Regions from separate parts of the Homo sapiens genome. Here region 1 is linked to region 2. A link is an interaction called in ENCODE POLR2A ChIA-PET data of the cell type or tissue named here. Cell type or tissue: OCI-LY7. All regions are shown on one strand. Each heading gives the region's core, and the rest is flanking DNA. Links, peaks and the distances in the headings are about the cores only.

Region 1 (16,192 bases), core at 4,718-9,717, 65 kb before region 2:
TTGCCTTTTGGGGTTTGGCATATAGACTAAGGAACCAAATCACCCAGGTCTAAATCCTGCTTTGTCATTTAAGCTATTTAACTTTGTCCCTCAGTTGTTCCATCTGGAAAATGGGGGTAATAATAGTACCGATTTCAAAGGGCTGTAAATGAGGCTAAAATAAGTGAATCTTGAAGAGTATTTAGTATGGTGCTTGTCACATATGTTTGTTAAATAAATAAAATTTTTCAAAGCCGCTACTGACTATTTGATTCACTGCAGTATCCCCAGCCCCTGGCAAGTGATCAGTAAATATTTGTGTAATGAAGGAAGTGCTCTCAAGGAGGGCTTTGTAACCAGTTAGAAGGAATAGTTTGACAAGCCACAAAAGGCACGTGCTTCAGTTGCAACTGGTGGTTGCTAACCTGTCTCTGGGTGGTGATGTTGGCTACGAACAGTGGTGGCAGCGTCTGTTCACTGCAGATCTGTTGCTTTGCTGAATGGTGGGGGGTGAGACTGAGCAGTGTTCCCTGCCCTTCACCCACTGCTCTTGCTGTTTCCTCCAGATGTTTAATGAATTTTTAAGCCACCAGTTTCAAGGAATGCCCAATGTGAGCCTGCCCAGGACACCTTGTCTGTCTGAGCCTGCCTGTTGGCTTTGTCTGCTTCTGGGTAAACCTCGGGGAGTGGCAAAGACTAACTGGGTGATGAAGGAGACTAGAGCAAGGAGTTTGGCCAAACTTCACCACATCAGGCAAAAGCTCCTTCTAGATGGTTAGACTAAGGAGAGCAATTCAGAAACACAGACCATTCCCCCAAGGTCACGGGAATTGAAGCCACACTGAACATCACCATCATGTTTGGGGGGATGTTGGGCCATGGTGGAGGGTGGGGTTGAATAGAGAGAGCAAAGATAAAATGGATCTGCCAGCTAGGTCCCAGGGCTGGTGGTTGGTTTGGAGGTGCATGCATGGCAGATGGTATTATTTAACATCTCACGCCCGTGTGTTGTCTGGAGTGCTTCTGAGAGCTGGCCCGTCTATCACTCACGCTTCTGTGAGGCTTCCAACAGCACCCATGCCACCCTCCTCTCCCTTCTCCCTGCAGCATGGACACATAGGAGGGTCTCAGGAAATACCTGCGTTTGGGTGGACTGATGACCTATGCAGGAGGTCAGCTTGCTTTATAAAGTTCCAGGTTGATCCCATTCTGCCCAGGTCATAAAGTATCCACCAAGGTTCTGCTGTGTCCACTTTTGTGCCCTACATAGTGCAGGCCACTGTGGAAACATCTGTGGGGAAATAATACCTTGGACCCAACCTTGACTGAGCTCTCTGACACTGGGCTGCTCTTTCTTCTGCTCTGACTGGATAAGACAAAAGGCTTTACTCCCTCAATTAAATCTTTATCAGTCTATCTTTATCCAAACAGATGGCGAAACTATTTCACCACTAAGCAAATTAACAGCAATAATAGTATTGAGCACAGTGAATATGCATGGATCACTTACCACTTGCTGAACATGGTGTCCAAGTGATTCATATGTGTCATCTCGTCTAACTCCTACCACAGCCTGTTGAGGTAGTTTCTACTGGAAAGACTGGGGTGTGTGGAGGGTTAAGTGCCCGCCCTCTGGTACTGGGCAGCTTGGATTCACCATTTCCAGCTGTGTGATTTTCAGCGCGTGCCTTCGCAGAGCTGTAAAATAGGGATGCAAGTCACAGGATATTTTTGAGAATTGAAGAGACAATGATGCATGAGCTTAAAAATGTGCATACTACATTTTAACAACATTTTAGCTGTTATAATGAGTCCCCATTTGATAGATGAAGAAGCTGAATTAGAATAATTCAGTAGCTTGCACAAAGTCACAGTAAGTGATACGCTAAGATTTGAACCCTGCCTGACCTCCAAATCCTTGTGTGTAATCCCTGTACTACACTACAGTGAATACAAGTTTATTCTTCTTTGCCTCAGGTGCTGTGCTGGTCAGTTTGCAACCAATTATCTCACTTAATCTTCCAAATAATTCTATGAAATGAGCTAATCTCCTGGCCAGGGCAGGGCCTAGGCGGGGCTGCCAGCTGGGCCAGTATGTGGAAGGAAGTTCCCTCCACGATGTGAAAGGGTCACCCCGTTAGATCCACCCAGGGAGTCCTGTCCCATAGGCAGATGCGGAAGAACAGGGCCACAGTAGTTACCGAGGAGGGGCATCCATACTGCTCAGGAGGTCAAGTTTTTCTGAAACAGACATTTCACCTAAAACCATTATAAACTCATTGAGAACAGGTGTTTTCGTCTGTTTTGTTCACCAGTACATACCCTTTCTCACACAGTACCTGACATATAGTAGGTGCTTAATAAATGTCTAGTAAATAAATGGAAAGGGAGCTCTACATTGTGGTTCTAGGGCGAGAGGGCCATGTGTGCAAAGGCACAAGGTGGAGGGGGACAGCATGGCCCACTGGAGGTATAAGTTGGTTGAGCCTATTCTAAACCATGAAAACAATGCTCTAATACAGGTGAATGCTCCTGCTGGGACAGGACAGGAACTGAAGGCTAAGCAGGGCCCAGTTCACCTAAGGGCCTGGGATGGACACCTGAGGGAGAGATGAAGAGGACTGTCCCTGGGGCCCTTAGGCACAGGCAGGGTGGTGAAAGGAGGCAGATGGACAGACAGCCACGGCGAGGTGGTGAAGGAGCCAAGCCCCAGCTCCACAGACACAATGTTCATTAAAAATTCAGGGAAATAGCAGAAGTGCGTGTCCTAGAGGGTGGTAACTGTCAAATGAATGTGAAAGACACAAGTGTTCTTCTTTTGGGGTGGCATCGGTTGAGAGGAAGTTCATCTAAACAAGTGCTTCTTGATTGCCTACTGGAAAAAGACATACAGTGAGGCCCTCTTCACCACCCCCCTCCAACCTTAACCTCTCTTCATTTAATTTTTTAATTTGTGCCCCTCCCCTCAAAAACAACAGAACAAAACAGGTAGCCACTGTTATTAGTTTCTTGTATATACTTCTAGAAATTTAAAAATATATATAAATCCAAGTAATTTTTAAAACATACGAATTTTATTATTCCGTATCCATTGTTCTTCATTTTGCTTTTTACCCCCACCACCCACAATATATCCTTGGACTCTTTCTATATTAGTACATAAAGAGATTTTTCATTTTATTTACTTACTTATGTATTTATTTATTTTTTTGGAGACGGAGTTTCCCTCTGTCACCCAGGCTGGAGTGCAGTGGTGCAATCTCGGCTCACTGCAGGCTCCGCCTCCCAGGTTTACGCCATTCTCCTGCCTCAGCCTCCCGAGTAGCTGGGACTACAGGCGCCCGCCACCACGCCCGGCTAATTTTTTGTGTTTTTAGTAGAGGCGGGGTTTCACCGTGTTAGCCAGCATGGTCTCAATCTCCTGACCTTGTGATCCGCCCGCCTCGGTCTCCCAAAGTGTTGGGATTACAGGCATGAGCCACGCTTTTTCATTTTATTTAAAATTTACATAGCATTCCATTTCATGGTTGTACTATATTTAACTGGTTCCCTATTGATAGACATGTTTAAGTTTCTCCCAGTCTTTTGCTATTACAAGCAGTGCAATAATCAATTATCTGGTATTTAAGCAACTGTAAATGTGCTTCTAGAATTCTTACTATAGAAATAGCATTTCACATGCAAATCAAAACTACAATGAGATACCATCTCACGCCAGTTAGAACAGTGATCATTAAAAAGTCAGGAAACAACAGATGCAGGTGAGGATGTGGAGAAACAGGAACACTTTTACACTGTTGGTGGGAGTGTAAATTAGTTCAATCATTGTGGAAGACAGTGTGGTGATTCCCCAAGGATCTAGAACCAGAAATACCATTTGACCCAGTAATCCTATTACTGGGTATATACCCAAAGGATTATAAATCATGCTACTATAAAGACACATGCACACGTATGATTACTGCAGCACTATTTACAATAGCAAAGACTTGGACCTAACCCAAATGCCCATCAATGATAGACTGGATAAAGAAAATATGGTACATATACACCGTGGAATACTATGCAGCCATAAAAAGGAATGAGATCATGCCCTTTGCAGGGACATGGATGAAGCTGAAACCATAATTCTCAGCAAACTAACACATGACCAGAAAACCAAACACCGTGTGTTCTCACTCATAAGTGGGAGTTGAACAATGAGAACACAGGCACACAGGGAGGGGAACATCACACACCAGGGCCAGTTGGGGGTTAGGCGGCAAGGGGAGGGAGAGCATTAGGACAAATACCTAATGCATGCAGGGTTTAATACCTAGATGATGGGTTGATAGGTGCAGCAAACCACCAGGCCACATGTATACCTATGTAACAAACCTGCACATTCTGCACATGAATCCCAGTACTTAAAGTAAAATAAAAAAAAAAAAAAAAGAAGAAACGAACAAACAAAAAAAGAAATAGTATTTCACACGCACGCACAATTCTTTACAGTTTTGTTTTTTAATTAAACATTTTATTTTGAGATAATTATAGATTCACATGCAGTTTTATGAAATAATACCCTTTACCCAGGTTTCCCTAACTGGGTGCAAAACTATGTATAATAATAGCACAACCAGGAAATTAATGTTGATATAACCCACTAAACTCATTCAGGTTTTACCAGTTTTCCATGTGTGTATTAAGTTCTACACAGTTCTATCACCTACAGAGGCTGTAGTATCCATCACCACAGTCAAGAGAGAACAGTTCCATCATCACAAGGATCCCTTTTCCTGGCCTTTTGTAACCACATCCACCTTCCCCCCTGGCTACTGCCTCCACGCCACCCCTACCCCGTCCCTAACCTTTGGTAACCTTGGAACTTTGGCAATGTGTCCTAATTCTCTGTACTTTTGTCTTTTCAAGAATCTTATGTAAATGGAATCATATCATACAGTATATGATACCTCCTGGAATTTGATTTTTAAAAATCAGCATAATCCCCTTGAGATTCATCTAGATTGTTGCATGTATCAATAGTTTGCTCCTTTTTATTGCTTCGTAGTTTTTCATGATACAGATATACCACAGTTTTTTTAACCGTTCACTCATCGAAGGATATCTGGGGTTCTTCCAGTTGTTGGCTCTTAGGAATAAAGTTGTTATGAACATTTATGTAGAGGTTTTTGTGTAAACATAAAACACTTCATTTTCCTGGGATAAACACCCAAGGGTACAGTCGCTGGCTTATATGGTAATTGCATGTTTAGTTTTATAAGAAATTATCAAACTTTTCCAGAATGGCTGTACCATTTTATAATCCTACCCACAATGGATGAGTGATTTGCATCCGTGCCCACATGTGGTGTTGTCACTATTTTATATTTTAGTTTTTCTGATGTATGTGCGTGGCTTTTAAAATTTCTCACCACATTCTTCCAGCTTTAAGTCTCTGGCTTTAAATCCAGGACTTCAATAACAATAACAGTTGCCCTTTATTGAGCTTATGCCATATTCCAGGCACTGTTCCAGGTATTTTACATATACTGCCTTATTTAATTTCACTTATTCCTCAGTATAAGCCTGGGAAGTAGAATCCAGCTGTTCATCACAGGCTTAGTCATTTCTGAAATGGTTGGTGGGCTTTAAATCATTTGCCTCTCAGTGTATCTTTTTCTACGTCCCTTCTCTTCTCTCAGCTTACTGTTTTGGCCTCTCCTTAGGGAGAAAGGAACCGGGGGTATTCAGGACTTTACTCTTGCCTTTAAGACAAGTACCAGATGGATGGGAACAGGCCAGAGAGCCAAGGGGCCAGAGTGTAGTAGTGATTGATGGGCTTCTGGTGCTCCCCCCCTTCCTGGTTCATAGCTACGGACTAACCAGCAAAGCTGGTGGGCTGGGGAGGAGGACCGGGAAGGAGGGAGAAAGGGTATTCTTCCCTGGTTGCCATCTATATGCTCAAGCCCTGAATTAAAAATACCTATGGTCCTTCATGTGAGACAGGGTTCTGCTCACTTGCCCATGATCTTCCTGTGGCAAATGAAAACCCTTGACTGCTCCCAGTCCATGAGTTGAATCCAGGCCCACACCCCAGAGCAGCAGGGAAGGAAAAATGCACAGCTGACAGCCGCGAAGTCCCAACGAAAGCTTAGGGGTAAAACTGGAAGCAACTCTATTCTCTGAGCTAACAAAATGCCTGGAAGTCAATGTGGGTAAATAGTACTGCAATCAATTAAAATTAATAAACATTTTCCTGCACCTTCTGTATACAAAGGCCTTTCACAGCATGTCTGAGCTGGAGGGGACCGTAGGGCCATCTCCATTTTCTCCATTTTGCAAATAAAGAAACAGAGTCCATCTGCGAAGAGACCAAAAGTAGGGATGGGATACTTGTATTTACTCCAAATCTTATCTTTTCCAGGCCATTTCATCAAACCGTGAGATTGTTCTTGTTTTATTTTAGTTTTGGGACAAGGAAACTGAGACTCAGCAAGTGTAAGGAACTTGTCTACCGTCTCCCAGCAAATTAGCAGTGCCACCAGCCACCAGCATTTGAAAGGAGTCCCCAACCCTGATCTGCTTCTTACAGATGCATCCATGCTACAATAACTACAACAGCAACAAACAATAGAAGGAGTGCTGTATCAAGAGCTCAAGTCTCGCCGTTACCTTGTTGGGTGATCTTAGACAAACTACTTATACTCCTTAGGACTTGGCTTCTTTATTTGGGAAATAGAAAAGCTGGAGATAGCCCTTCCAGCTCAAAAACACTGTGTGGCGGGGACTTAATTAAAGAAGGTCTTACCTGTTGATTATCCAGTGAGGACATCTGCAGTGTACAGCTCCCAAACAGTGGAGACCATCATGATGTGCCTCTGAATTCTGGAAGCCCCACGAGGGCAGGTGGCATAATAAAAGTACAGGGAGATACATTTCGAGGATGTTTGGGTTCTTATCTCATCTAGGGTGTTCATTTGTTAGGCTAGGAAACTAAAGACAGCTTAAAACCCTGAGCTTTTAAAGCGCCTGGTTTCCCACCCGCTGCCAACACTGATTTTATTTCCCATGTGCTCTGTACCCAGCTCTTCATTCGGTTCTGCATCAGCCCCACAGCTGCACACGTGCATACGTTCAGGCCCCAGACTTAGACAGTTTTGGTTCCTGTAAGTAGCTTTGACAGAGCTCAGCGGTATTCCTTGGGTAGGAGCTGTTTTCTTTTAAAAAGCAGATGTTGATGACAATAAGGTCTAAAGAGAAGACTGCAATGTAACGGAATTTTAAAATCACTTCTATTTAGAGGAATCCACAGGATATGTTTTAAGAAAATACACCCTCCCATGTTATTATATTACTAGTTTCATTGATGAAAAGGCTCAGCTACATTTGGCTTAACATCCTTAATACAAAGGGGCACCTCAAAACACATTTCCAGGCCAAAAATGGTGTAGATTTCTTGTCCTTTTCAATTAGACCTTACTTTCTATCAATGGGGTTCCCTTGTTACCTCTTTTTCCTTTTTTAAAATTTTATTTTACTTTAAGTTCTGGGATACATTTGCAGAACATGCAGGTTTGTTACATAGGTATACACGTGCCATGGTGGTTTGCTGCACCTATCAACCCATCCTCCGGGTTTTAAGCCCCACGTGCATTAGATATTTGTCCTAATGCTCTCCCTCCCCTTGACCCCACTCCCTGACAGGCCCTGGTATGTGATGTTTCCCTCCCTGTGTCCAGGTGTTCTCATTGTTCAACTCCCACTTATGAGTGAGAACACGCGGTATTTGGTTTTCTGTTTCTGTGTTAGTTTGCTGAGAATGATGGTTTCCATCTTCACTCATGTCCCTGCAAAGGACATGAAACATGAACTCTTTCTTTTTTATAGCTGCATAGTATTCCATAGTGTATATGTGCCACATTTTCTTTATCCAGTCTGTCATTGATGGGCATTTGGGTTGGGCCAAGTCTTTGCTATTGTAAATAGTGCTGCAATAGACATACGTGTGCATGTGTCTTTATAGTAGAATGATTTAAAATCCTTTGGGTATATACCAGTAATAGGATTGCTGGGTCAAATGGTACTTCTCCTTCTAGATCCTTGAGGAATCACCACCCTCTTTTTCCTTTTTCAAAATTAAGAAAAGCAAGTAGTTTTTCACTTATGAGAAAATAAAAAAAAGAAACAGAAAAGAAAACAAGGATTTTATTTGGATATTTAACTATTTTTTAAAAATAGAAAACATATTAATATGATTAAAAGCTCAAAAAAGTCAGAAAGATAATCAGCAAAAACTCTCCCTTCCGCCCCACTCCACAGACACAAAGTTCCCCTCCCCAGAGGCAATCAGTGTCTTTACCCTTCCAGAGGTATGTGATGCATAAGCAAACACACATTCCTGCCCATTATTTTTTTCCTTTGACCTATTATATCACGCACACTATCTGTTGTTTTTTTCATTTAGCAATATATCCTGGGGTAATTCTCTTTCATTATATGAAGAGTTTTCTTTTCAGCTGTATAATATTTTGTTGCAATTTATTTAGTAAGTCCCCTACTGATAGCTATTTGTGTTGTTCCCAATCTGTTGCAATTACCAAAAGGCTTCAGAAGTACCTTGTATATGCATATCCTTACATATGCTCGGATAGCCTTAGAAGAAATTCCTTGAAACAGAAGTTTAGAGTCTACAAAATTAGCCGGATGTGTTGGCGCATGCCTGCAATCCCAGCTACTCAGGAGGCTGAGGCAAAAGAATCTCTTGAACCTTGGAGGCGGAGGCTGCGGTGAGCTGAGATCACACCATTGCGCTCCAGCCTGGGCAACAAGAGTGAAACTCTGTCTCAAAAAAAAAAAAAAAAGTTTAGAGTCAAAGATAGGAGCATTTGTAACAGTGATGATGAATTAGACTTTCATTTTATTTTACGTTTTTTTTTTTTTTTTTGGACAGAGTCCTGCTCTGTCACCCAGACTGGAGTGCAGTGGCATGATCTCGGCTCACTGCAACCTCCGCCTCCCAGGTTCAAGCGATCCTCCCACCCAGCCTTCTGAGTAGCTGGGATTACAGGCACGCATCCCCATACCTGGCTAATTTTTGTGTTTTTTGTAGAGACGGGGTTTTGCCATGTTGCCCAGGCTAGTCTTAAATTCCTGGGCTCAAGCAATCCGCTGCCCTGGCCTCCCAAAGTGCTGGGGTTACAGGCATGAGCCACTGCGCCTGGCCTACACTTTCATTTTAAAATCACCTGTAACCCCTTCTTCAGTGTTAGTCATACTAACATTTTAATGTATAATTTTCCAGAAACACCCATTTAACAAACATATACCAAGTCCCGAGGGGCTATGTGTTCTAGTAGGCCCTGAATACAATAGCATAGCACAAAGCTGGCTTCTAGAACGGAGGAAGAGGCACCCAGTAGACGAGAGAAACTGTTATGAGTTGCTCCACGTCACTCGGGTGTGAAATTTTCTCCCTAAATCCCATCAAATCTGGATCTCAGCTCTACCCTTGCCAAAGTCTGCACCAAATTCCACATTAGCGGCCGGGGTCATTTCCTTTCCCATGGATCGTACCAAAATCCTGGGGTTTTTGTGGCCAGAAAATTGGAGGCAGCTCTCACATCCTCAGCCCACTGCTGTCACAGTTTCTGGGGTTGTCCTTGGGGGACCTGCTCCCTGGGGGGCTGGAGATCGCTTGCTCAAAGCCCTCCTCTGTTCTATCAACCCCCAGGTGGGTTCCCACCATGGAGACATCTGCTTTGCACCCTCAGAGGAAATCCCTGCTCCCACTGAATTCTGCACCCAGGAGTTTACTCAGTTTCCTGGTGCAGTATTCTTTTTAAAAACACCAGCTTCCACTCCTTCCTTTCCTTGCCCAGTGCTAGCCCCTTCCCTAGAAACTCACCAATAGCTGGGAGCTATGACCCTCCCAAAGAGCCTAGACTGGTTAGACCACACAGGTTCAGCTGCTTTGAGAATTGGGAGAGGGGAAATCACATTTTCCTTCCTGGGGTTTCTGTATCCACAGGAATAAAGCAAAAATTAATATCTAAGTGATTGATCCTACTGCATAAAGGAATAAATAAAAATAAAATGACAAGCTCTGGTAAGCCTTGTTTTGTCTACTGCTGTATTCTTTGCACTTAGAATAATGCCTGACACATAGTAGATGCTCAGGAAATACTTGTTGGCTGAAAGAATGATGTGTTAGGAGGAAAAAGAATGGGGGAATGTGTAAGGGAGAACATTGGAGCTAGTGGATGACTGCTTTAGACTGGGTGGTCAGAGATAGTTTTTCTGAGGAGGTGACATCTTGATGGGTTTTTGAGGATCAGAAGGAATCAGCTCTGTGAACTGTACTGGGAGGAGCCATCCAGGTAGAGGAGGGCATGGAGGGCTTCAGAACTAGAAGAGAGTTGTAGGTGAAGTGAGCCCAGAAAGAAGCCTTGGACAAAGGCAGCAGGTTGTGGGGGACCTTGCAGGATGTGTGAAGGCATGTGTAGAGCGCATGCAAACTGCGACGCAGAAACTTTCAATGACTTTGAGCAGGTGAATAAAATGATTTCTTTTTTAAACTTCTTTACATTTTTAAAGATCTTCCGGGCAGCTGCTTAATAGTAGATTTGAGCAGACAAGCGGGTAAATCAGATCTGTAGAGAGGTTACTGCTACTGTCACTGAGATGACATGGCTGGAACTGGGGTTGGTGCTCGGAAACATGGAAAAGTGTGGGTAGATTTGAGATAAATTTGGAGGCAGACGAAACTCCATTATGGATCCAAGGCGGGAGATGAGAAAAAGAGGGAAACTATAAGAGTTATTCCCAGGCTTTTCCCTCGGAAGAATTGCAATCTGGGCATCACTGGGATGCAAAGTGAGGGTGGGGCAGGCTGAGGAACGCAGGCTGGGGAGTTTGTGACCATTGTCTACATAACATTGATGTGGTGTTAAGAATGGGGGAGAGTCAGACAGCAACGTACTAGTCCTGCCTGTGCCAGGGCAACTGTGGGATAATGGGCAGGTTACCCAAACTCTGTGCCCCAGGTTCCTCATCTGGAAGGAAATAATAATAGTTCGTTTCTAAGTTTTTATAAGGATCAGTGGAGATAATCTATGTAAAATGCTTACAGTAGTGTCTGTCACATAGTAAAGTATCCAATTTAGCTATTTTTCTCTACTTCTATACTGGAATTTAAGATGGATGTACAGTGTTCCATTTTATGAATCGAATATTTATCCAAATCCCCAATTGTATTCTTTTCAGTGTTGCAGCTTATTAATAGTAGCACAGTGTTAAAAGCACAGACTTAGGAGCTAAACTCCCTGGATTCAAATCCTGACCCAAGCACTAACTAGATGTATAACCTTGGGCAAGTTAACTAAGCTCTTGGTGCCTCAGTTTCCTAATCCCTAAAATGAAGATAATAACAATAGCACCTACTAGTACAATCTCAGAAGTGATTCTATTCCAATTAAATCATTACACTCATATATTACACTCATTAAATTAAATGAGTATAAAGGTCTCGCTCTCTTAGAACAATGCCTTAGAACTTGAATATATTAAACATCGTGTAAGCATTGGCTTTTATCATTATGTGCCAGCTACTCTTTTACATGTGTTATGTGTATTTCCTCATCTAATATTTATAATACCCCTGTGAAATAGCTATAACTATTATGCCAATGTTATCAATCAGAAAACTGTGGTGCAGAGATTTAAGCCTAGACTCCAGAACCCCTTGCTTTAACAATTACTATTTATGGCACATCATTTTATATGTATTTTTGCTCATCATATGCCTATTTCTTTAGGATAAATTCCAAGAAATGGAATTTCATAATTTAAAAAACCCTATTTTAAGGTCTTTGGTGCATATTAACAAATTACTTCCCAGAGTTTGTAGCAATTTATAATCCCTTGAAAGCAATATAATAGCTATGCTTTCTCACAGGATTGCTTTCTTTAGAGTTAAGTAATTCTTATTAATATTGCTATACCAGTTCTTTTTTGGTTAATATTTGCACAGTATGTAGTTCTTCCATTCCTTAATTTTAATCTTTCTGTGTCTTTATTTTTTAGATTTACATCTCGTAATCAATGTGTATCTAGATTTTGGCTTTTTATCCATCTGAATACTCTATTTATCATAAAAAGAAAGCTTAATTCATTACTTTCACTGTGATTACCGACATAGTGGGACTTTTGTCCCGATATATAATTTTGCATTTTTAATTTACCATACTTCTTTCTTTTCCTTTCCATCTTTTTAGTCCTCTAATGGATCCACTGAGTTTTCTTTATTCTTCCTTGGTTTCCTTGACTAGTTTGAAATTGTATAGTCTATGTCTATTTTTTAAGCAATTGCTCTTACATTTTTAATATGCTTATTTAAGTTAACAAATTCTGTCTTCGTCCCAAGCAAGATTGGCATCTTTATGTACATTCATTGCAAATGATCTGTCCTTCACACATCTATGATAATATTGCTAATAGACTAACTTTATTAATACATTTCTCTCTCTCCAATTATTCTTTAACAAACATTCATGCAGGACTTCTGGCTATGGCCTAATGAGGAAACTGGCAACCTCTCTTCCCATAAAACCAACTATGAAGCCAGCAAAATTGATAAAAATAACCTTTTCAGTACTTTGGAAACTGATCAAAGGCAGACCACCTGAGAAGCTTTTATGCTTGAAAAACTGCTAAACTTCGGGTATGGACAGTGGCAATCTGTAACGTCTTAGCCTGGGGCTGCTCCTCTCCCCAACTTAGCTGATGTGAAGTTTGCCAGGCCTGGGCAGGTCAAGAATACTGGCAGCTTCTCTGCCAGGATTGTAGGGAATTCACCAGATTTGGAGCAGTGGGCAAAGCCCATAACCAGAGGCATTGTTGGTGAAGTGACCATGCCAGCACAGGTAAGTGGGTGGGGACAGTGGTCTACTAGCCTGAGGCTGTGTGGTTGGGGCCAGTGTATTCCTAGCTGAGGCTGTGGGTATACACAGCAGGGAATGAAGAGGGCTCAGAATCCCCCTTCAAATTCCCACTCAGAATTCCATTGTCATGTCTCCCTAGTATCTTCCAATCTGGGTTAGTTCCTCAGTCTTTTTTTCTTTTCATGGTCTTGACACTTTTTTTTTTCCCTTTTTCAGGCAAGGTCTCGCTCTGTCGCCCAGATTGGAGTGCAGTGGTGCAATCTCGGCTCACTGCAACCTCCGCCTCCTGGGTTCAAGCAATTCTTGTGCCTCAGCGTCCTGAGGAGTTGGGATTACAGGCGGGCACTGCCAGGTGGACTAATTTTTGTATTTTCAGTAAAGATGGGGTTTCAATATGTTGGCCAGGCTGGTCTTGAACTCCTGACCTCAAGCGATCCGCCGGTCTCAGCCTCCCAAAGTGCCAGGATTAAAGGCGTGAGCCACCATGCCTGGCAGATCAGGGCACTTTTGAAGAGCACTATTCAGCAATTTGTAGAATGAATGCTCCTCAACTTGGAATCAGACAAGGATAACTATTAGGAATGTGCTAGAGAATGTATAGGAAAAGATGGATAGAATGAGTAAAGAATTATATGGGAGTATTTCAGGAAAGAATTGGAAGCACTATAAAACCCAATGAAAATTTTAGAACTGAAAAATACAATATCTGAAATCATGTCTTCAGATGGGATTCATAGCATCTGGGACATTGGGGTATTCAGAATGAAGGATCTGTGAACTTGGAGATAGGGCAAAATAAATTATTCAAACTGAAGCAGAATGAAAACAAAACTATTTTTTTAAATGAACAAACCGTCAGTGACATGTGGAATAATATCAAGTAGTTGACATATGTAATTGAAGTCACAGAAGACAGAACATGACAGAAATAAAATGAAAACAAAAATGATGGCCGAATATTTCTTAAACTTGATGAAAAACATCAATACACAGATCCAAGAAGTTTGACAAATCCCAAATGGGATAAATACAGACACATCATGGTCAAATTGTTTAAAAAGATATGAAGAAAATATTAAAAGAAGCCAGAGGGAAAAAAGAAAAATTATCTACAAGGTGACAAGTATTTGTATTGCTGTTGGTTTTTAAAATTAGAAACAACAAAAGCCAGAAGACATTTGAAAAACATCTCTAAAGTGCTGAAAGAAAAAAACCTTCAACCTTAAATCTTGAAATGATATATCCTTAAAAAATTAAGAAGGCCAGGCGCAGTGGCTCACACCTGTAAACCCAGCACTTTGGGAGGTTGAGGTGGGCAGATGACCTGAGGTCAGGATTTTGAGACCAGCCTGGCCAATATGGTGAAACTTGATCTCTACAAAAAATACAGAAATTTACCTGTGTGGTGCCACACACCTGTAATCTCAGCTACTCGGGAGGCTGAAGCATGAGAATCGCTTGCCAGGAGGCGGAGGCTGCAGTGAGCCGAGATTGTGCCACTGCACTCCAGCCTGGGCAACAGAGTGAGACTTCGTCTCAAAAACAAAAACAAAAACAAAAACAAAAAAATTAAGGTGAAATGAAGACATTTTCAGATAAACAAACATTGAGAGAATTTATAGCCAGTAGACCTTCACTACAAGAAGTGCTAAAGGGAGTTCCTCAAACCAAAGGGACACTATACCAGATAGAAACACATGCGACCAGGAAGAAATGAAGAGTTCCAGAAATAGTAAGCATGGGGGTAAATAGAAAAGGCTTTTTTCCTTTCCTTAATTTTCTGAATGTGCAATTGATAATTTAAAGCAAATGAATGATAACAATATACCATGGGGTTTATAACATATGTAAAATAAAATATGTAATCATAATACTACAAAGTACAGTAGGAGGTAAATGAAGTATGTTGTACAGTTTTTATTACATGTGAAGTAGCATAATATTAATAAGTTGCAGTCTGTAAAAAACTAAAGTTGCATATTGCAATCTCTAGAGTAAGAGCTACAGATAAAAAAGAGGCATAACTAAAAATCCAATGGAGGAGATAAAATAAAATACTAAGAAATAACACAAAGAAAATCAGAAAAGAAGAAAAAATGAACAAAAATGGGGGAAATAAATAGGAAGCAAATAACATGATAGTAGATGTAATCTAAAATAATTGTTTATCAATAATTACATACATGCAAAGAAGCTAAGCACTTCAATTAAAACCTCAGTGCCTTAAGCACATATCTGGTTCTAATAACTTCACGGTCGATTTGGTTTTTAGTTGGTTTTTACAGCTCTGATTTTAGCTTTCTTTTTCTACTTTCCAGTACTTGTGGATTTCCTTTGTATGTTTTTGAGATAGGCTGAATATGAATTGTTTTTAAATAAATATATAATATTTACATAATTTTATATATATATGTGTATATATGTAATATAAATCACGGCTCACTGCAGCCTCGATCTCCTCAGGCTCAAGTGATCCCCCCACCTCAGCCTTCTGAGTAGCTGAAACTACAGGCACACGCTACCATGTCCAGCCAATTTTTGTATTTTTAGTGGAGATGGGGTTTCTCCACGTTTCCTAGGCTGGTCTCGAATCCCATGGCTCAATCAGTCTGCCTGTCTCAGCCTCCCAAAGTGCTGGGATTATAGGCATGAGCCATAGTGCCCGGCTTTTAAATATATATTTAAAGCATAACTTCCCTGTGTTTGGAGGTAGGGTAGGGAATCTGGGAGCTTCCCGCAGCAGTTCAGTCTATGATATTGGCAGCTTTATTTAAAAAATGTAAATAATGAATCCCAGCTGAATTTATTCCATCTTAAGCTAATAATAAGTTTCTAACTTTATTTTAAAAATAATTGGCTCATTGCCCTCATTTGCTAAATAACCTAGCCTTCCTCCACTGATTACAAACATTTGGGTGCATTGCTGTATTTCTGCTCTGTCACCATGCTTCTCTGTTTTTGCACCAGTAGTACAGTCTTACAATTATTTCAGCTTTCCATTATTTCATTCAGTCTTAGTGTCTGCTAGGTAAAAGCCCCTACCATCACCCCTATTCCAAACATTTTGGCTATTCTACTTAGATGAACTATAGGATAATTTTGTCAAGTTAAAACATTTTTTGTTTGGATTTTATTTGGGATAATGTTAAAGATGTAGTATTACTTGGGCGAAGAATTGGTATCTAAGTGGTCTTAGATTTTCCCACCCAGAAACATGACATGCTTTTTCATTTATTCAAGGCAAGAATGTCTCTCAATGAAGTTTTGCAGTTTTCTTCGTGCATGTTCTGTCC
Region 2 (16,192 bases), core at 4,071-9,070:
AGATAAATAGCTGGGACTTAATTAAACTAAAGAGCTTTTGCATGGCAAAAGGAACAGTCACCAGAGTAAACAGACAACCCACAAAGTGAGAGAAAAATCTTCACAATCTATACATCTGACAAAGGACTAATATCCAGAGTCTACAACAAACTCAAACAAATCAGCAAGAAAAAAACAAACAATCTTATCAAAAAGTGGGCTAAGGACATGAATAGACAATTCTCAAAAGAAAATATACAGATGGGCAACAAACATATGAAAAAATGCTCAACATCACTAATGATCAGGGAAAGTGAAATAGAAATCAAAACCACAATGAGATACCACCTTACTCCTGCAAGAATGGCCATAATCAAAAAATCAAAAACACAGTAGATGTTGGCACGGATGCGGTGATCAGGTAATACTTCTACACTGCTGGTAGAAATGTAAACTAGTATAGCCACTATGGAAAACAGTGTGGAGATTCCTTAAAGAACTAAAAGTAGAACTACCGTTTCATCCAGCAATCCCACTACTTGGTATCTACCCAGAGGAAAAGAAGTCATTATACGAAAAAGATACTTGCACATGCAAATTTATAGCATCACAATTCACAATTGCAAAATCATGGAACCAATCCAAACATCCATCAATCAATGAATGGATAAAGAAACTGTGGTATATACATGTGATGGACTACTACTCAGCCATTAAAAGGAATGCATTACTGGCATTTGCAGTGACCTGGATGAGATTGGAGACTATTATTCTAAGTGAAGTAACTCAGGAATGCAAAACCAAACATTGTATGTTCTCACTGATATGTGGGAGCTAAGCGATGAGGACACAAAGACATAAGAATGATACAATGGACTTTGGGGACTTGGGGGGAATTATGGGAGGGGGCAACGGACAAAAGACTACAAATAGGGTTCAGTGTGTACTGCTTGGGTGATGGGTGCACCAAAATCTCACAAGTCACCACTAAAGAACTTACTCATGTAACCAAACATCACCTATACCCCAATAACCTATGGAAAAATAAAAAATACTTTAAAAAATACACACACACACACACACCTGTTCTTTACATCCTCCTTTGAATCAGTTTTCACATCTTAGTAGCTCTTTAATTTAATGTGTTAAACAAAATATTTAACACATGCTCATTTTGCTTCTGTATGAGGGTCAGTGTGTTTGGCTAGCTGAGGGCATCTAGTGAAGACTTCTGCTTCACTTTCTGCCCATGGTGATGGCATAATGCTGAGCTCACAAATGGCAGTGGATGCAGGGCCTCTTATTTTTCTCTTTCAGCTGTCATACTTCAATATCTATGGGAAACATCAAGAAATCTTTATACTTGGAGTACCTTCCCAATGCATTTTTAGCCCTTTTCTCCCTCTCAAACTAGCTGCGATAAAGAACCAGAATTTTTATCTCCAATCCACTGCAGAATAACATTTTTGTCAAATACAATAAAAGTGAATTACTAGAAAAATAACCATGTGCTGAGATGTTACAATGTCAAATTGTTATAGAAGTTGTTAAATGCTAACTCTGAATTTGTATACTTAGCTCATGGTTACAGACAGTTTTAGTGCTGACACCAGTCTGCAGTCCACATTTTGAGGAGTACTGCTTTATTAAAAGTGCAGAAAAGACTTTAATTCCCTGGACCAACTTGTCCTGTAAAATCCCACCAGACCAAAAAGGCCCAGGTCTATGCAGTTCTTTCCTGAGGTTGGGCAGCTTTCATTGAGTAGTACAGAGTATGGGAGAGGCAAGGGCTCAATCTCTGAATGTCTCAATCTCTTCCTTGTTCTGAATCAATGGCCCTTCCAGTCTTAGACTTTTGCAAGGAGGGTCCCCCATGAACATTCTCACTCTTCCAACTGTTCTCCTCCAAATCCAGTTTCTTGTCTTTTATTCATCTTATTCTCCATATTAAGTAGAAAACAAGTCTAGCTCCGGTAATAAAGACCAAAATAAGAATGGCTTAAATAAGGTAGGAGTGTTTCTCTCTTTAACAGTCTGAGCATGAACAGTTTGTGTCTACCAGACATCTTGGCAGTGTGTGAACCCTGACTCCTGTCTTGCAGCTCTGCAGTCCTCAGCACACAGCTCCCTTTTTGTGATCTAGGAGCCATTCCAGCTTCCCTGTCATCATGTCTACAGTCCAGTAGGAGGAAGGAGGATGAAGGGAGAAGAGGAGCCCATGCTCCTTTTTCTAGGGATGTGACCCAGAATTTGCACATATTACTTCTGTTCACATCCAACTGGCCAAAGTCTAGTCACATGGCAACACTGACAGACAAGGGAGCTGGAAAATGTTGCCTTTAATCCGGGCACCCACGTGCCCAACTAAAACTCTGGGATCTGTTATTAAAGCAAAAAAAGAGATGGATATTAGGAGGCAGCTAGCGATCTCTGCCACCATCTTCTTAAATTTCCAGAGTCAGGTGCTTCTGTTCTCCCTTTAGTAGCACCCCCTCCCAACAAAAAGAGGAGGTGCTGCCCCTTAGCACCTTGTTCCTTGCAGAACTTGGGTCAGATGCTCATGAGGCTTTCTTTTGCTTGTCACACACACTCTAAAGGGGTGGACTGTGCTCTGCTCTTATCAGGGTGAATGTGGAGTCTCCAATTCCAGTTCAATTTCCTTCCTAAAAAGAAAGACTGGCTATTTTACTTACCAGAAGAACTGAAGACATCTCACCAAGGCAATTCTTTAAAATGGAAAGGCAGCCCAGCGTACTCTCACATGGTGGGAGGACTATTTCTCACTTAGCATGCTTTGGCTCTGCCTGTTTGGGAACAATAGACCTTGTTATTCCTGTTAAGGAGAACTGGATTCTTCCTTGTTCTGCCTGAGCCTGCTCATATTACTCTCCTTTTGCCATCCAGGAAGGAGGACACCAACTCCTCTAAAATGGTTTGGATCTGTGTCTGCACCCAAATCTCATGCTCAACTGTAATCCCCAGTGTTGGAGCTGGGGCCTGGCAGGAGGTGATTGGATCATGGGGGCAGCTTCCTCACGATGGTTTAGCACCATCCTCTTGGTACTGTTCTCACGATAGTGAGTGAGTTCTCATGAGATCTGGTTATTTAAAAGTGTGCAGCACCTCCCTGCTCACTCTCTTTTGCTCCTGCTCCTACCCTGTGAAAGCTTCACTCTCCCTTCACCTTTTGCCCTGATTAGAAGCTTCCTGAGGCCTCCCCAGAGGTAGAAGCTGCTATACTTCCTATACAGCCTGCAGAACCGTGAGCCAATTAAACCTCTTTTCTTTATAAATTAACCCAGTCTCAGGTATTTCTTTATAGCAGTGCAAAAACAACAAATACAACCTCATTCCATTATTTTTTAATTTCAAGAATGAGTTGATCATTGTGATGATAATATACAACGATAATAATAACTAAACTTGATTGAGATTTACCAAGCACCAGGTGCTCCTTTCAGTGCTTTACTTGCTTTACTTTATTTAATCCTTACAAGAACCCTTTGACGTTAGCAGAATTACTGTTGTTTTTCCACTTATGAAAACAAACAAAAGTTAAAAAGGGTTAAGTAACCTGCTCAAGACCATACAGAGCTAAACTCCCTGGTTCAGATTTTTAAAAAATTTGTATTTTGTTTTATTTTTAAATGAATAGTTACTGGGAATTTTTCTAATGATCAATTTTCACTGCATAAAAAAGTATGAAAAAAAATCACCCACCCTATCATTTTCACAAAGCTAGCCACTCTTAAACATATTGCTGCCACTGTGTTCCAATTTGGGTACATTTTGTGACTGTTCCAATTTGGGTACATTTTGCTAGACTTCTGGGGCATGAAAAATATTCCCAGGAGGCCAAAGAGAATAAGATGAAGCATTTTCAAGCTCTCTTTTCTCTGTGAAAAAAATCTATCATGCATTATTTAATGCTCATTCTTCTCTCTGAGCTCTTTTTAACATTTATTGACTGTTAGCAAAAGATGCCTTCTTGCGTCAATCATCTTCTGAGTGCATTGGTGGCCTGTCCTCAGCAGTCAGTGGTGCATTCATGGTGGCCTTGCTTATTGTCCTCAGCGTCACCCTCATAACCGAGCAAGATATTCCAAGCACAGGGGCTGCTCAAGAGATTATTTATTTCTGTACACAATTGTAGAGGAAGAATTCCTGCATCTAGATATTGCAAAGAACTCTCTAGACTGACTTCTGGGTGCCCTCTATTCCCCATTTCATTCATTCAATCCTCACAATTCACTGTGAGGGTCCATTCACCCCTTTAAGAAGGAGGAAGCTGAAACTCAGATAAAGTGATTTGCCCAAGGACCCTCAGAGACCAAATGGCAAAACCAGGGCTGGCAGCGAGGTTTTCTGACCCCAAGCCTGGCCTTCTTGTCCTGATATGACAGCTGTTCACTCTCTGCCACAATTACCAGGCTGTGGGAAAACCCTGGCATTGTGGGGAGGGGGCAGAAGGAGCACATCCACGGCTTGTGTCTGCATTGCTTGGTCCACTAGCTCACCGTGCGAGGCCCGGATGGGGCTCCATGGCGCACTCCTAGCAGCCTTCGGCTCCTCGTTTTTCTAGGGAGATTCTTTCATTCCTTTATCCCTGCCCCCTCACCTCCCTACTGAATACAGAAACGACCCCAGGAATAAAATGCGAGGGCTCCAGCAACATAAAGCAAAGGTTAGAAATTGAACGCCACCCCTCCCGAAGCCAGGAAATTCCAGAGACGTGGTTCTCATGGCAGGGGGACTTCAAGTTACATATTTTGCAGTCTGGCTAACGGGTTGTACTTTTCAGTGTGAGGCTTAAGACAGGGTCTGCTTGTGCCACAAGGGTGCCTCCGGGCTCTCAGACCCATATTGGATTGCACACAGGCTGTACTGTGGATTAGCTGTGAGATTTGCAAATGTATAGTTTACAATGCGGTAAGAACCTGGCGGCCAGGGAGCGTGAGTGAACTCGGAGAGCGTTTACTGTGGTTGTTCATGTTTGGGGAGGCCTGTTCAACCCTTGAGGCTGCATTAGCATAGTTGGGGCCTATACAAATCAGTCTAAAGTTAATTTACAGTGAGTTTCAGGAGTTCTCCCTCCTCTCCAAGGAACTGGCTGTGCTTCCCTGGGTAAAACTGTGAATGCCTCAGAAGTCTAGATAACCTGGGATGCCCAAGACTTTAACAGACTGTTCTATGCCTGTTGTTTGACATACATTGTGCTCTTGATCTTCCCAACAGCTCTATTGTTGTCTCCTTTTACAGAAGAAGAAAATGAGTGGTCTTTATTAGAAGCGGTTTCTTAATCAGCTGTGAGCTAAATCTGGGGGTTCTGTGGCTCACCTCATCCTGGCCTCTAGGTTCCCAGTGAGTGGGCAAAGCGCCGGTTCCCAATGTCTAAGGCTGACCGCCAACCGCCTGCCCACTGCTCCTCTCCCACCAAAGCAATGCCTGGAGAGTTCTCCCACCCATTGCAAGGCGCAAGACAGACCCTCACCCCAGCCCGAAGAATGCAGAACCCCAAGAGTTTCTCTACAAGTCACCCTAGAGTGGAAGCCTGAGGTTCCCGTGACTTCCTTTCTCTGCTCCCTGAGTTGTTTCACAGGGCAGGCCCCAGGCCTCTACTCATCACTTCTGGATCTTCAATAGTCTCTGTTTCAGCAACAGAAGCCAAGCCCAGGGGTCTCATATGCCTCCCCAGATCAGCACTTTGATTTGGGGATCTTTCTCACTTCTTTCCTACATCCCCCTTTCCCCTGTATTCCTCCTCTATTTCCCTGTGGCTTCCTGTGCCTTCTAGATCCCAGCAGCCCTTGCAGGCCAGCCTGCCTTGGACCACACTCTCATGGGGGAGGCCTCACCTTCCCTTCCTCCATCCCTCCTCCCCAGGCCTCCTGCCAGACTTCCTCCCAGCCAGCTGTCACTCAAAGAAAGATCTGATAAAATCAATTAATAATGACTGCCACTATAACCAAACTGCTCTATAACAGAAAAATGTATTTAACAAACATTCTCTCTGAACTCTCATATCAGCCTGCAATATCATTCTCCTCGTTTCACCAGTAATGAAGGAAATAAATATCCATCTCTCCAAGAGGTTAAGTAACCTGTCCCAGATCATGCAACTAAGAAGTGTTAAGATTTGAATCCAAGTTGTCTTATTCCAAATACCTGGCTCGCTCTTTCTTTTCTTTTTTTTTTTCTTCTTTCTTTTTTCTTCTTTCTTTTTCTTTCTTCTTTTTCTTTCTTCTTTTTCTCTTTTTTCTTTCTTTTCTTTCTTTCTCCCTTTTTCTCTCTCCTCTCTCTCTCTTTTCTCTCTCTCTCTCTTTCTCTTTCTTTTCTTTCTGTCGCTATCTCTTCCTTTCTCTCTCTTTCTCTCCCTTCCTTTCTCTCCCTTTCTTTTCTTTCTTTCTCTCCCTTTCTTTTCTTTCTTTCTTTCCTTTCTTTTGTTTCTCTCGCTCTCTCTTCTTTCTCTCTCTGTTCCTTTCTCTCCCTTTCTTTCTTTTTTCTTTCTTTCCTTCTTTCTTTCTTCCTCTCTCTTTCTTTCTTTCTTTTCTCTCTCTTCTTTCCTTCTCTCTTTTTCTTTTTACCAGCTGCTGCTTCCTCACCACTGTCCCACTGAGGGTTAATGCCTGCATAGGACTTAATCTGGTTCTTTTCCCAGCGGAGTTTGATCCAGTGCTTGGACCAGGAGAGTAAGCCAGCATTAGAGAGAGGCTGAGGGGCGAGCCTGGAAGGGCCTTTCCAACTCCCTTCCAAGCAGCCTCAGAGCAGAGGGCTCCCGCTTGACCTGCTCAAGAGAGAAGTGGCCATGCTCATGCAGAGCTTCTGAGGGCTCTTTTCTGCCAAATTCTAGAAGGCAAAGCAAGGGAAGGAAGACTTTGCTTGCTGTACCATTCTGAATGGCAAGCTGACATTACGGAGCCTATAGACTCTTCTTCTCTTCCTCTTCTCTTGATTTCTGGAGGTTAATTCTTCACTGTGAGGCAGAGAGACCTCTCTCAGAGACTCTGGCTGTGTTTGCAAAGCAGGTCCTGCTGCCCAGGAGGCTCAATCTGAAGTGTGAATAAAGCTAGTAATACCTGCCCCTCCCCACATTCTGCCAGAAAGCCCCCCCCCCCCGCCACCCCTTATTAAGTATTTGTTGCATGAATAAATGAATGCTGCTCTACCTCTCCGTTCATGGAGCTAAGTCACCCAGTCAACTCATTCTTACAGATGGGGCCTTAAGAGCTTAAGAGGTCACTTTTTTGCTGGAGGAATGCTCAATTGAAAAAAAAAAAAAGATTACTAATGTGAAATTTAAAGGCCCCATATCTCTTGGCTGTAGAAGCTAATTTTATCAGAAGTCATTTTAGTTTACAAGCAAATCTCATATGCAGATGAACATTGATGCAGGCTGCCTTTTACATAATTGAACTAGATGGTTGGCCATTTGGTGTAACTGGAGAAGGGCTGGAATATCTCCTCTACCCTGAATGTCACTCACACTGTTCTGTCTCATTGCCTGGGATCCTCCATTGGAGGTGCACTACCTTGTCATCTTAAGAGCCTTTGAGATAAGTGTTGTCAACAATTCAACATGTGGTTGGCATGACACTAAATATTCAGATACATGCATCTCCATTACTGGGATTGTATAAAGATAGTATCACTATCCTAACCAAATTAAAGAAAACCTACCCAAGATGAGATTCACATGCTTCTTATTTTCTGAAACTGAAGGTACCTCATGTCTCCAGAAGTGCCATGAATTCCAGGCCCCAAGCCTAGAAAAGGAAGCAAAAGTGTAGAAAGAAAAAATGGCCTTGAAATTAGAGTGGGAAACAAGAAACAAGCAAGGAGTAGGAAAGAAGAGCGGAAAAGGAGATGCTGGCAGTGGTGACAGCAAAGAGAACTATGGTGCCCATTTTCTACAGGGAAGCAATGATTTGTTCCTCATGAGCCATGAATCCTTTCTCCCTGGACTCACCTTATTCCACTTTGTCTCAGGGCCTGGAATCCCACCTTTAGGGATGAGCTCCTTTGCACACTTAACAGCCTTTTAGCAGTCACTGTTTAGCCTGGGGCTGGTTCCATGCACTTGCCAGTCTGTAGGCATCTTCTGCTTCTCTGACTGAAGGTCACATCAGGTGAGGCTGGGCTGTGTACACCTAGTCACTTGTGTAGATGCTTCGTTCACATCTTCACGGCTGTGACAAAAATGTTTTAGGAAAAACTAAATGCGTGGCTTAGATCTAATCAAGTTGCTCAGTGAGATTATTTACCCCAAATGCAGGGAGCTGGAGTTAAAGACAGGGGGTTCATTCAGCAATGACAAAGCAATGCATTTCCTCATTTGTAGCATCTGGCTTCCAAGCCTCTGTTTTCCCAGTTTTCATTCAGAGCCAAGGATTAACTGCTCCAGAGAATCAAGACGATAAGCAGATGTTGCTTTGCCTGTGTTCTTTTCTGAATCAAATCTGTTTGTAGATATTGGGTGTATGAAGATCAGCCCTGACACAATACTCTCAGATGTCAGGGCCATGCACTTGTCCACCACAGCAGTGTTTTCTAAAGCATTGGCTCTCCAGCGCAAAAGAGAGCTTCAGTCTCCTTAGCAAATGGCTACTGCCATAATCTGCAATGGGCACAGCATGTCTCACCTTTAAGCTTCTGCCAGGACTTCTGGACTGCGGGGGTAGGAGAGAACAGAACATGCAGCTTGACTCTAACTTTCAAAGCATTCTTCATGGTTCCAGGATGCTCTCTCCTCTTAACCCTGAAGAATCTCATTTCACCTCCTTTAGATCTCTGAAAATGCTCCCCAAAACTCAGGAAGAAGACTTACATCTTTAGCGTCCAACTTTTTTTTTCTCCCAGTTGCAACACACTACAGCAGCAATTTTCAAACTCTTTGGTTTCAGGACTCTTTTTCATGCTCTAACAATTACTGAGGATTCCAATGAGCGTTTGCTTATATGAATTATATCTATCAATAATTTCCATATTAGCAATTAAGACTGAGAAAAACGGACCAGTTATTACCTCATTAAAATTTGAACATTACTTCATTAAAAATAACAATAATAAATCCATTATGTATTAACACAAATAACACTTTTATGAAAAATAACTACATATTCAGAACTAGCAGCAAAATCTAGTGAGAAGCCTGGCACGGACTTCAGTTTTTGAAAATCTTTTAAATGTCTGATTTATTAGAAGCCGGCTTGATTCTCATATATGCTTCTGCATCCAGGGTGTTGTGATATAACACATCATATGAGCTGTGGAAAATGCCAGTGTACACTCATGAGAGAATGAGAATGAAAAAGGCAAATCATGTCTTAGTACTGTTATGAAGATAGTTTTGACTCATGGACCCCTTTGGGAACCACTGCTTTATAGTGTTAGAGTTGTTAGGCTTCCCAACACCAACCACTTCACCCATGTGCGTGACCACACACACACATGCACACTTGCATGTGCTTGCCTACTATTTTTGTTTTGGCAATATCATCATGTTCTTGGGATAACTGAAAACTGCACTGAGAATCAACATTCTGCTCTGCTAACTAGTATCAGAAGAGAAGTTATGGACCTCATTTTAGAGCCTCATAGTCCTGGATTTGGATCCTGTCTCTGTCACTACTAAACTCTGTGGCCTGGGGGAAAATTACATAATCTTTTTAAAGCCTCATTTTCTTCCTCTGTAAAATGGAGACAACAATAGAGCTGTTGGGAGGATCAAGAGCACAATGTAAGTCAAACAACAGGCATAATATCTGGTAGAGAAAGAATAGGTGCTTAATACATAGTAGATATGATTATCATCATTGTTATTATTATTACTCAGTAACAGTGTAAGCTCCATGAGTGTGGGGGTTTTGTTTGTTCACTGCTATAACTAAACTCTACACCTTTAGTTAGTGCTCAAGAAATATGAATGCACGGACTTTTATACAAATTCAACTTCCTTCAGAACCTACCATCCTGACTCGAGGTAAATTTAGTCACATAAGAGAAGAACAGGTGGCCCCTGTCCTGTGAGCTTTTGGACTAATTAGGGGGAGGAAAGACTGATACTTAAAAAACAGAGCAGTAACAAAGGTGTAGGGTGAAGAGTTGAAATGAGCAGAACCACCAGCATTTATTGCCATTGCTCACAGATGGGAAATTCCAACACCTGGCATGGGGATTGGTATTGGCTTTGAGGTCTATTTGCCCGCTGTTGTTTGAATTATTCTAGCAACTTGTATGAACAACCATTCAGTGGGAGGAGATGGAGTAGACAGTCCTCAAAGATGGTTACCATCAGGATCACTTGAGGCCACGAGTTTGAGACCAGCCTGGCCAACGTGGCGAAACACTGTCTCTACAAAAAAATAGAAAAGTTAGCTGGCCATGGTGGCACATGCCTGTAATCCCAGCTATTTGGGAGGCTGAGTCAGGAGAATTGCTTGAATCCAGGAGGCAGAGGTTGCAGTGAGCCGAGATTGCACCACTGCACTCCAGCCTGGGCAACAGAACAAGACACTGTCACACACACACACACACACACACACACAAATTATATATATATATATATATATATATATATATAGTTACCATCCCATCAATTCTTCCTGGCATGCTTTTCCTCCCATCAAGATCTCTATTTGATCTGGGCTGGCCTTGTGACTTGATTTAACTATAGAATGCCGTGGAAATGACATTCTGGAACTCCCAAACACAGTTTCTTTCTTTTTTCTTATTCTTTTTTCTTCTTTCTCTTCTTTTTTTTTTTTTTTTTTTTTTTTTTTTGACAAAGTCTTCCTATATTGCCCAGGCTGGAGTGCAATAGCATGATCTCAGCTCACTGCAACCTCTGCCTTCTGGGTTCAAGAGATTCTCCCTCCTCAGCCTCCTAAGCAGCTGGGATTATAAGTGCACACCACCATAACCAGCTAATTTTTGTATTTTCAGTAGAGACAGGGGTTTCACCATGTTGGCCAGGCTGGTCTTGAACTCCTGACCTCAGGTGGTCTACCCGCCTCAGCCTCCCAAAGTGCTGGGATTACAAGCGTGAGCCGCCGCACTTGGCCACAGTTCTTTCTTAAGACAACTTTTGCTTCCTCTCTCTTGGACGTCAGCAGCCGAGTAAGAAGTCTGACCACCCTAATAGAGCCACCACGTGGGGAGAAAGCCCGACAGAAGGAAGGGCCACATGAAGAAGCACCAAGGCACCAGACATTGAAAGAAGCCTGCCTTGGCCTTCCAGCCCAGCCCATCTAGCAGCTGACTGTAGTCAAGGAGTGACCCCACTTATATTTAATACTAAGTGGAGCAGAACCACCTGACTGAACCCTGACACACCACTGCAGAATCATGAGAGATAACGAATCGTTGTCTTAAGCCCTTGTGTGTTGGGGGGCATTGCTTATGCCACAACAGAAAACTGCAACAGGAGGACAGGGGCTGGGTATGAAGAGGGAAAGGTGGCAGAGCCGTGGCACTCATAAAGCTCAGGGTCTGGTAGATAGCAGCCTTCCCCTCCAACTTCTGGCACAGAGAACATAGACTCAACACCCTTTTACGAAGGTATGTCTGGATTTAAAATTATATCTTTAAAGAAAATCTTATAAGCAATTGTCAAGTTGGAAGAATGTTAGGTAACAGATAATAGAGCTGCCAGGATAGACATGTCCAAGTTCAACTTCACTAAATGATCATACCCATCCTAGTGGTAATTGTACCCACTATGGTTCCTCTTGAATATTTTTACTTTGCAGGCCACTTTCATGGGGCCAACTAATTCCTGCTGCCAGGCCTTTGCTCCTGTTTCCCCCACTCTCTAGACTGTCTTTTCTTTTTTTCTCTTTCAATCTAATTCTACCCTTCTTCAAGATTCTGCTTGGCCCATGGTCTCCATCGCAGGGCTTTTCTAACTCCAGCTTGCACTGGTTACACCAACCCCTGAAGGTCCACATCCTCAGCATATGTGGTATGTGGCATACAATTTGCCACTGAGAATTCAAGCATCAGTGTCACAGATGGTTAGATGTGACCGGACTTCAGAGATGGTGTCTAAGACAGGAAACTGGAGCTTAGGGAAAGTGACTTGTCTAGGCAAGTCACTAACTACTTGACAACTAACTACTTGTCTTGTAGTTAGTTAGTGGAATACAGAACATCAACACCGCAACTCTATAGTTTTGGTAATCCAAATTTACCAAGTACCTGAATCAAAAATAGAATCAGGACAGGGCCCATTGGGAACCAGCAATTGCAAAATGGGCTTATACCTGCTGTAAAACAAAGAGAAGACACTCAGAGGGGGCAGTTACAAAGTTGACTTCTATCAGACTATATGTTTGGCAAGGGAAGATACTCAAAACAAGCATTATCTGGGGGAAAAGATTAAGATCAAAACCATAACAACATATCTGTTGGCCAGGTGCGGTAGCTCACACCTGTAATCCCAGCACTTTGGGAGGCCAAGGAGGGAGGATCACAGGAGTTCGAGACCGGCCTGGCCAACACAGTGAAAACCCATCTCTACTAAAAATACAAAAATTAGCCAGGCATGGTGGAGCATGCTAGTAATCCCAGCTACTTGGGAGGCTGAGGCAGGAAAATTGCTTGAACTCAGGAGGTGGAGGTTGCAGTGAGCCAAGATCGTGCCACTGAACTCCAACCTGGGCAACAGAGCAAGACTGCATCTCAAAATAAATAAATAAATACATCTGTTTGGCCAGAGCCTATGTTTTGAATAGTTCTGCTGCAATGAACAAAGTCTCTGCATCACAAGGTGCCCAGCCTGTGTGACACTGCCCTTGAGCCGCAGCATTTTGGAGAGTATACTCCACTCCCTTATCCCCTGTCCTGAATTAAGACCATCCACCTGTATTTGCAACATTAGCTCAGCTGAAAAGGTAATTATGGCTCATCAGGATAGTTGAGTAGAAATCATACGCAACTCGACAAAAAAAGACCTGAATAAAAACAAAGAAAAAGAATCACATTTAAGTGTGTGGTGTTAGCCCTTTTGTAACAGACTGTGTAAGTAAACTGATGAGTTTTGCAATCATCAAATTACTGTCGATTTATTTGTTAAGGCATTTAAAACAATTAGGGGAATTTGATATATTAGAATTGTGAAGACTTGAATTGCTTATGTGTGCACGAAATGTTTACTTGTTAGGGAGAATGTAGTTAAGTTGATGTTTTTGAGTAATTAATTACTCAGTAGTGTGTGAATATTTTCAAAATCTTGATTGCTTAAAGATTAGGAAATTGCACATCAAAGTAGGTAGGAGTTGTTGTGAACACTTCTTTCCATCTCCCAAAGTTGCTGGGACATAACAAGCTTTGGCTTCTCCCAGGGGAGTTCCCCACTTCAGGGCTGGTCACCCTAACACCTCCCTTGATCACATTCATTTTCCATTGTGGGAGCAGAGATTCAGCATCCTCTCTTTTTTATCCTTCACTTCTAAGAGCAAACCCAAGTTATCTTTACATTTTAAATTAATTGCATTTAACATAATTGAATGAGACTTTTAATCCAATGATAGCAAGAGGCCAGGTTCTATAAAGAACTGAATTAAGTGCAGCTCTTGTCAAGAAACATCCTTGAGGACATGACACAAAAGGGAAGGTGTTTCCATTGCCAGAGAAGGGAGAGTCTCAACACACTCACCTGGAAAGTACTGTGCTTTTGGATGGTGCTGGTGGGCAGGTGTCCCAGGAGAGATTCTGAGGGAGGTGGTTACCACAGGCTCCAGAACTGTTTTAATAGATCATTATAAGGAGGAAGTCAGGACGAACCAAGGGACGCCAGGAGTCATGGCTCCAGCCTATCCTTCCTCACTCCCTGAAGCCCCCCACCCCTTCACTCAGGACCAGACAAGTATACCTTTCCTCAGGTATGAAGAAAGCCTGAGAAGGGAGACAGAGCAAGGCCAAGGGTACAGTGAGCTTGGTTGGAGGAGAAAGCCTGAGGGAGAAACTTGGGAAAGGCTGGTTTTGAAAGAAGAGCTCCCAGGATGGCCAAGGCTTACAACCCTAAAGGTGACAACTAGGATTTTATTCGGAAGCCAGTTGGTTACAGAGGCTGGTGATGCAGGAAGGTGCATATCGCCAAGAGAGAAGGAAAGAGGAGTAGCTTGGACCATGGGGAGAAAGCTGCTGAGTCGGGGTGAGGGGGATGCACATTATCTTGAAGAGCAAAAGGCAGCCCCAGAAGACGTGGGGAAGAAAAGAGCCCCAGGAGAAGGCCGCATCCAAGGGGTAAGAAGGGAGAATCCTGGAGAAAAGTCATGGGGTCCTTTGGCCATCAGGCAGTTCAGAAGCAGGGATGACTAAGAGACTGTGGGACTAGATTGAGGTGAAAATCTGATGTGAGAAAAAGCATTTGAGTTGCATAAATAAGGCCAGTGAAAACTGCAAGAAATCACGTTTTCCAGAATAGTGACATTTGGGACCAAATGTCAGCCTTGGTGCCAAGAAGGGTTTCTACATCCATTGCAAGACCTTTGAAAGTTAATCCTATTGTGGTGGGGAAAGCTGTCCCTTTATTTGTACAGTCTGTTATTTTGCCCTTTGGGGAAAACACAGTGATGTGAATCACACTGTGACTTCCATCTCTGGTGAAGAAGGTTGTGTTTGGGGGAGCTGGTAGACATGAAAGCCATGAACATTCAAAAAACAGCTTATGGAAGCATTTCAGAACAAATTCATTTTCATCCAAATAAAATCAGCAGATATTGACCACAGCAGGACTGGCTGATGTGGGACGGATGGGCAACGGCAGAAATATGAACACTGATCATCACTGACTGCACCGAGCACCACGTACACGCTCGGTGTTGCTTTAAGCACTCTGCATACACTGTGTCACTTAATCCTCCTGACAGTCTGTTTTGTGAGACAGTTCTATCACTCACGAGTGAGGGACCTAGGGTGCAGAGTGGTGTGGTAACTTGCCCTACAGCCCAGCACTGTTGGGGGTGTAATGCAGGTTGGTCTGAACCCCAATACGCAGCTGAGGATGGGGTGATGGGGAAGCAATAGTGACAGGCAGCACTGAGATCTGAGAGGGGACCACATACAGAGACGGCTTAAACCAAGAGCCAGTGTTGTCTTAAACTGAAAACAAGTTTTGATGTGTTTCACATGGGGAAGGATGGACAATCTGCATGTTTGTAGCTGTACCACTTATTGGCTGCCTGAGACTTCTTGCTTTCCTGTCTGTATATTTTCAGGTATTCATGTTTTGTTCCCTCAACTAGACCAACAGCTCCTGAAGGCCGGGTCTGTGCTGTGGGTCTCTTGCCTCCTGCTCGGTACCTATGACTAAGCTCAAAAAACCCTTCAGTGGAAATGGAGCTGATTAATTTTTTCAGTCTCTTGTTCTACCCTCTTTGTAAATAAAGGACGGTCAAACCCCAAACGTTAAAAAAATGTGGCAAGCAAATTTTGTAAACAATGCGATTGGGGATTTTCTAAATGCTCTACCAATCGAATGAATTTAATGATGCCCCAAATTTTAATGAAACTTTTTTCATGCTGTCATAGGGCTGATGTTTAATTTAAAAGGTTACACTAGACTTTTTTTGTATTTGTCATTCTCTTTTGTATTTGTCATTCTACTGAAGTGTTTAAAAATTTATATTCTGCCTATAAAAATACAATCCTGGGGCTATCTGACTATCCTAAGAGTTATTTTTTGCTTTAAAGACAAAAAGGTTCTAGAGTTATCCTTTAGAATTTCTGTTGGAATAACATGTTGACCATAAAATGCTGAAAATATGGTCAAAAAAGAGAGAGAGAAAAGAACACACATACAGGATAATGCTAATCCCTCCCTGATGTGCACCTGGGAGCAGAGAACTGCCCCTACCAGGTCTGGAATGGTTGAAACACTGACAACATGTTGACAACTTTCTGATCAGATTCCATTTGGTACTCTTTCCCAGTCCCGAAATGGATCAAGGACAGCAAGTCGTCCTAGCTTTAGCAATAACTAGACAGAATATCTTTCTGGTTAATGGAAATTCTTCCCCCAGTGTGATGCCAGCTTGGGAGACGCAGAGCTGCAAATGCCCCTCCGCTCATTAGAGCAGGAGTTAGTCTCGGCATTGTACAGTCTCTGAGGGGGATTAAAAAAAAAAAAAAGGGTTTCCTGAGGGAGGCCTGGGCAGTAGTGGTCAATCAACTATTGTCGTAGCTGACTTCAGGGAAGTCCAGTATCAAGAAG

The links. Peaks named below come from ENCODE experiments on the same cell type or tissue, not always from the same donor. Only the 100,000 strongest peaks of a DNase experiment are listed, where the experiment ranks them.
Region 1: POLR2A ChIA-PET joins it to region 2 with 11 read pairs; 2 of 35 experiments call an interaction of 5 or more read pairs at or near these places.

Annotation. Positions count from the first base shown.
Region 1 is chr2:45,082,961-45,099,152 of GRCh38, forward strand. No RefSeq gene overlaps it. Among named protein-coding and RNA genes, the nearest start is that of SIX2, 82 kb to the left of the region's middle. In OCI-LY7, for the core only: no CTCF peak of the experiment used is centred there; a DNase peak (open chromatin) is centred at 7,111; H3K4me3 peaks cover 986 bases; H3K27ac peaks cover 2,255 bases.
Region 2 is chr2:45,148,455-45,164,646 of GRCh38, forward strand. No RefSeq gene overlaps it. Among named protein-coding and RNA genes, the nearest start is that of LINC01121, 98 kb to the right of the region's middle. In OCI-LY7, for the core only: no CTCF peak of the experiment used is centred there; no DNase peak of the experiment used is centred there.